Linked DNA regions of Mus musculus: region 1 is linked to region 2. Evidence: chromatin loops called from intact Hi-C (ENCODE). Cell type or tissue: left cerebral cortex. All regions are shown on one strand. Each heading gives the region's core, and the rest is flanking DNA. Links, peaks and the distances in the headings are about the cores only.

Region 1 (2,915 bases), core at 189-2,688, 240 kb after region 2:
AAAGGATGAATGGAGGACCAAAGATGGAATACTGGAGATGTAACCTCAGTAGAGAGCATAGGTCAGTATACTTCAGCATTGAAAGAGAGTTAAGCAGGAATATCGAAATCTTCCAGGCCATTTACAGATGATGAAACCAAGGTCCAGAAATAAGAGACAAATCAACAGTCCTATAAACAAAATGATGTAAGAGGCAGAAGCCACTCCTGAATCAGAGCCGTAGCCAATTAGACTCTCACATCTAACCAAAAAGTGTTTTCTCTCCCTCCCCACCTCTCTCTCTCTTTCTGTCTCTCTCTCCCCTCCCTCCATCTATCCCTTCTTCTATCCCTCACTTTTTCCTTCTTTCCTCTTTCCTTCCTTCCCTCCCTTCCCCTATCAATCAGAATGTCTTTTGTAGATGAAATGCAGCAAAGAAACTGGTTTAGGGCATTTAAAATAATTCTGAAACCTTCTATAATTGGCAACTATACTATACATCGGGAAGTCACATGTCACTGTTTTATTGTTGTTTGTTTGTTTTCTGTGTGTGTATGTGTGTTTTTTTACTTTACATCTTCTGAGGTTACCTTCTAGGAACACAACCATCATTATATACCTTACAAAGAAGGCAAGGATTTACTGAAGGTCACAGTAAGCTAACAAGAAGAAGAGACAGGGTCTTTGGAGTGCATCTCATATGATATTGTTTAATCAAGCCCAGGGATGTTGCACATTTTTTAGAAGAGAAATTGAGAGAGAGACCAGAGACAGAGAGACAGAGAGAGAGAGAGAGAGAGAGAGAGAGAGAGAGAGAGAGAGAGAATGTGCTTTTGCTGGGTACTTTATAAATCATGAGGGTTTTTTTATTCCCTTCTTTCTTTTTTTCTTTTTGCACAGCCTCTACTTTCTCCAGGTACTCAGCATCTACTTGAGACTGACTCCAACAACCACGTGCTACAAATGAGGAAACTGAGGCAAACGAGAGTCTACCACCCTAGTTTTCAGTCATAGAACCTAGGTTCAGTTACACGCTCCCTGAAGCCAGGTTATATGGTTTCCCATTATATGAAAGCTGAATAAAAAGAGGGAGATGGAAGGAGGAGAAACGCATTCCAAGTCTGAAGTATTCAGCAAATATTATATGAAAGCCATTTAGGATCAGATGCCAACAATTCTAAAGTGCCCCTTGTAAAGAAATGAACATTTTGAGACTAGGTTTGTGCTTGCTGCACTGATACAGAAAGGCACCAGGGACCGGCTTTGTGATGCCTCTTTCAGGACAGGTGGCCAAATTGATGGCCCATTCATTCACCAGAGGTTGTGGGATCAGAAGTGAGGCAGGTTAAGAGAGGCCCCTGCCCTCATGGAGCATAGAGTCTAGAGAGAAGAGATCTGTGTAACAAGCAATGACACAGCACAGTCTGTCAGTCAAATCAGGTACAGAGTATCAAGGAAGCACAAGAGAGGATCGGAGAAGGCTCCAGATATGATGGAGCCTTTGAATTGGGCCACACACACACAAAAAGAAGAAAGTGAGAAACTGTTACTTTCTGCAGAGACACCAGCCTGGGCAAAAGCACAATCACAAAAGAGCAGAGCACAGGCCTGGCTCATTTCAGAGATTGCAGTTCCCTCAGCAGTGAGATCAAGCTGCACGTATTTGGTCAGGTTCAGCTAATACATCTGGCTTTAGAGAGCAGAGTGGGATTGAGACAGTTTCAGCTTTGAAAAGACTCCACAGTGTATGCAACACTTAAAGGCGCCCTCACTTTGGGCAAATATCTCTTTACACGATCAGATGTTTGGTCCCACTCTGTGTTACACAGAACAAACACTGTTTTCAAGAGAGAGAGGAGCACTGCCTTCCATGGCAAAGCTAGCTCTTGACCTTCAGCAGCAACAAACAAGGAGGACACTCAGTGTTTCCCCCCAATAAAGCCCTCTTTATATTGCCCAGGTATCTCTGGAACAAGACAATATCCCAGTCACAACTCACTGACTAAGAGTTCCACTCTTTCCATAGGTGATACCTGTGAAATGCCTTGTTAATCTGAGATTTTTTTTCCTTTAGAAAATGACTTTCTTAAAATTGCATTAGTCATACATAAGACTTTAAAATCCCACCACATTTGCATCCTCTGCCATTAAATTTTATTGTTATGAGAGCTTAGCAAACTCTAAGGGTTGCTAGAATCACATTCTATAGAGAAAAAAACATCCCAACAAGACAGGAGCAATTCAAGGTCATACAACAGGTATGATGAAACCAGAGTTCAGACCTGTTTGTTTCTGACTCCAGAATCTTGCCCTCTTTCCTCTACACTACAGTATAGCATTTTGCTATAATATATTGTCCTCGCTGTGGTATAAATCCCCAGATGAAATGCTGGCTAGATCACATCCTCTTGGGTAACATAACTACATCATAAATTAAAAGCCCAATTAAAGAACATACCCTTTTAACTGGGACTTACCACAGTCCCCTGGGGCTAAGATATAAAAGGAGAATCCTTTCACAGGCAGTGGCTATCCATCCTGGAAATTCTTCAGAAATCTGCTAAAGTCTATGAAAAGCTTTTGAATCAAATTACTCAGCTAACGCACCTCCCTCTCCTCGGGTCTTCTGGTGTTCTTCTCCCAGCAGAACTGGATTAAATCATGTGCCAATCTCCAGCCCTCACTATAGCCCAAAGATGCAGATAACAGTCCGTCATACATCAGGTGCACCCAGGGTTTAAAACAAATTTAACATTAAGAGCTTTGGAGCCCAGTGGAAAAGATTGCCCTCCTAGATTATATGAGGGATTGAAGTGGAGTTCTCTTCCCCATCTGTCTGAAAGTAGGATAGTTCTTTAGTAGCCAAGGGCCAGACAGAGGGTGTCTCTAACACCATACAGTGTTTGTTTTGCTGGCATCAGAGAGGGAGGAAAAAG
Region 2 (2,915 bases), core at 240-2,739:
TCTAATGTTGCTTCCTAGCTTGAAGCAAGGTATTTCCAGACCCTCTAGGATGGCTAATTTTGATTGGCAACTTGGTGAGCTCTAAAATCACCTGGGATACTGGCCTCTGTATATGCTTGTCTGGAATTATCTTGATTTTGTAAATGGAGGTAGAAAGACAGCCCACCTACTGTGGGAAGCACCATTATGTGGGTGTAGGATCCTGGAATGTGCAAAGAGATATAGGAAATTCATATCCAGCATTCATTGCCCTCTGTTTGATTTCAAGGCTTTATTGTTGTGACGATGTGGGCCAAAATAAACACTTTTTCCTTTGAGTTACTCTTGATGAGGGTAATTTTCTAGGTTAACAGGAAAAGCAGATAAGATTGCCCTCTGACAACAAAGTTGACCAAAACAAAACTCATCTTTCCCATTCTTGCTAAGTCCCTTAATTTTCATTTTTCTCAATAGAAAGGGGGTGGTTCCGGGAACAACTAATAAATAGTTGAATAGTTCCCAAAAGTTCATGGGGGATGAAGACAATTTTTTATAAATTAGAAAAAATCTTAAATTGCTATGCTAAAAATCAAAGGCAGCCCTAAGGAGGAAACTTACTTTCCAGTGCCATTCACCGAGTGTTGGGAGACCTGTCAGTGCCTTGGTAAGAGGCACACTATGCTGCTTGATTGATTTATTCAGGGAGGACTCTCAGCATCTCCCCACCCAGACTTCCAGTCTATCATTTATATTTGCATCTCATGATGTCCCTGCTGCAGTTAGTCGATACATATGCACAGGTTAGCATGCATGTGTGACCTGTGCTTCACACTGTTCTCACCTTTGCCTGGAGGCACTCTTCCCTCCCAGGTGTCTGACAGCCTCTACCCTGTTCCTTGATGACACTTGAACTTCCCAGACAGAGCCACGGCCTCCACTCCTCCATGCCCTTCTACCCTTTGCCCATCCTCCCCAACCTTTGCACTGGCCATGTGGGTAGAGTCTTATTTATCTCAGAACAAAGCAGTTTCTCACTGGGCTGCAAATGCTGGGTGGTCTCTTCCCTTATTGTAAAGAGGGGAAATCTGAGTGGCCATCATATGACAATTTTTTTTATTGTTGTTGTTTTAATTTGTAAGTTTCTCACACTAAGTAAAAGACACCCCTACAGCACTCTGATGCTAGAGTTCCATCGTCATAGGAACCTTGCAGCTCTTCATCCACAGTAGCAGTGCTTGAGATGAGCACGTTCGCTGATGCTCACCACTTACCAGGAGGTGGCACTGTCTCATCTCTAATCAAATTCCAGCTCTGTGATTTGGACCCAGCAGTATATCTACCATTCAATCCTCAGGCCAGTCCATCCATTAAGAGCAAGGGTAAAGAGCAGAATAAGACCACCCTCTTCACCCTTAGTACCTTGCACCCTATTACCTCTCAGCATTTCTTACACAATAAGATTCTACAAGAAAACGTGGTTAGAAAATTCCTGTAGCATCAGGAGAACTAAGGAATTCAATGGGACACACAAATCCACAAACACACACACATATACAAACAGGGAATGAAAGTAGAAGGGGAATTTGAAAAGAAGGGTTTCAGCCAGAGACATGAAAGAGGGTAGTAGAGAGTTAAAATAAATACCATTAATTATATACACATATGAGATTATCAGAGAATAAAAAGCTGTAAAATCAAGAAAGCCTTCCCACAGAGTCTGAACTCTGCTGCAAGGGCTGGGGTGAATAGTAGGTCTCTTGGGAAATATGGCTGATAAAGTTATTGACAGCTTTGTCCTTCAAATCTCTCACATAAATCACTGCAGTCACCAGAGGTGACAAATTGTCAAATATGAAAGTGTCCCAGGGACTAGGGTCACAGCATTCACTACTATCAAGTGGAGGCTGCCACTGCCCCTTGTCGGGTTTAGTAATCTCATCCAATGGCTTCAAGTGGCTCAGAAACTTTAAGGAGGGACCACATCTTTGTATCCACCTGTTACTCTGAATGTGTGTGAGCACTTCCTTTACTGTCCTCTGGATGCTGTGAAGAGGTTGCCCTGGGAACCTCACTGCTGTAACTGTGGATAAAACCACTGTCAGGTTTTCCAACTCAGGTTTCCCCTGTAGATCACAGGTGCGTTTCAGTCTTGAGTTCCTGGTGAGTAGCACCTCAAGTCCCTGCAAACTCACAGCCTGTGGGACTTTTCTTATTAAATCTTTCCTAAACTAACACATGATGTGATCTTGTACTGGTCCCTAGCCAGATACACGCTAGAGGATGCTGCCAGGAAAATCAGCTGATGGCTCGGAAACGGATGCTGTTCCTAGATATCAAGAGAGGGAGAAGTGTTGGAGGTAGAATGGATTACCAATGCCCAGGAACTAATCAATCATGTTTCTTTACTGGCATTTCCAAGTGTGGGAAATTAGTACTGTCTTTTCTATCAAAGGGCTACATGAAACAGATTTCATTTAAAATTGTGAAGAAGTGATTTGGCAGAATTTCAAATTCTGCCAGGGCCAGCACTTCTTGGAATCAAAATCTGCATTCATGGTTTCATGGTCTCCACAGAACTGTACTTTGCCTGCCAGCATTCTGGTTTGACTTATGCAGCCCTGTAAAATTGAGATCAAGTTCTAACCACTCAGTGAAAAGGACGGCCCATTCACATAAGGAGAAAAAAGCAATGGGGCCCTACTGCATGTGCTTCCCTGCTTGATGTGTTATGGATATGAACCCTCCCTCCCTCGGAAGTGGAAAGTTTTGCCATGCTAGAATAAGTTGGACCATGTGACAACTTCCTTGGGATCCCAGATCTGCTTCTAATGCATAGAAACTTCAAACATGGGGACTGGAGAGCTCCCAAAAAGAGTGAATGTACCCCTAGAGTTGGCCTAGCTCAACTAAAAGAAGCTCCACTCTAAGCCTACTTT

Evidence for each region. Peaks named below come from ENCODE experiments on the same cell type or tissue, not always from the same donor. Only the 100,000 strongest peaks of a DNase experiment are listed, where the experiment ranks them.
Region 1: a loop joins it to region 2, with 6 times the contacts of the local background. A loop is called at or near these places in 7 of 42 quality-filtered maps.

The regions. Positions count from the first base shown.
Region 1 is chr15:71,724,104-71,727,018 of GRCm38, forward strand. The region is part of intron 1 of Fam135b (family with sequence similarity 135, member B); the gene reads right to left. Among named protein-coding and RNA genes, the nearest start is that of Fam135b, 2.3 kb to the right of the region's middle. In left cerebral cortex, for the core only: no CTCF peak of the experiment used is centred there; DNase peaks (open chromatin) are centred at 1,282, 1,660 and 2,681; H3K4me3 peaks cover 1,754 bases; H3K27ac peaks cover 1,494 bases.
Region 2 is chr15:71,482,231-71,485,145 of GRCm38, forward strand. The region is part of intron 9 of Fam135b (family with sequence similarity 135, member B); the gene reads right to left. Among named protein-coding and RNA genes, the nearest start is that of Fam135b, 240 kb to the right of the region's middle. In left cerebral cortex, for the core only: a CTCF peak has its summit at 1,247 (motif pointing right); DNase peaks (open chromatin) are centred at 1,255, 1,948 and 2,212.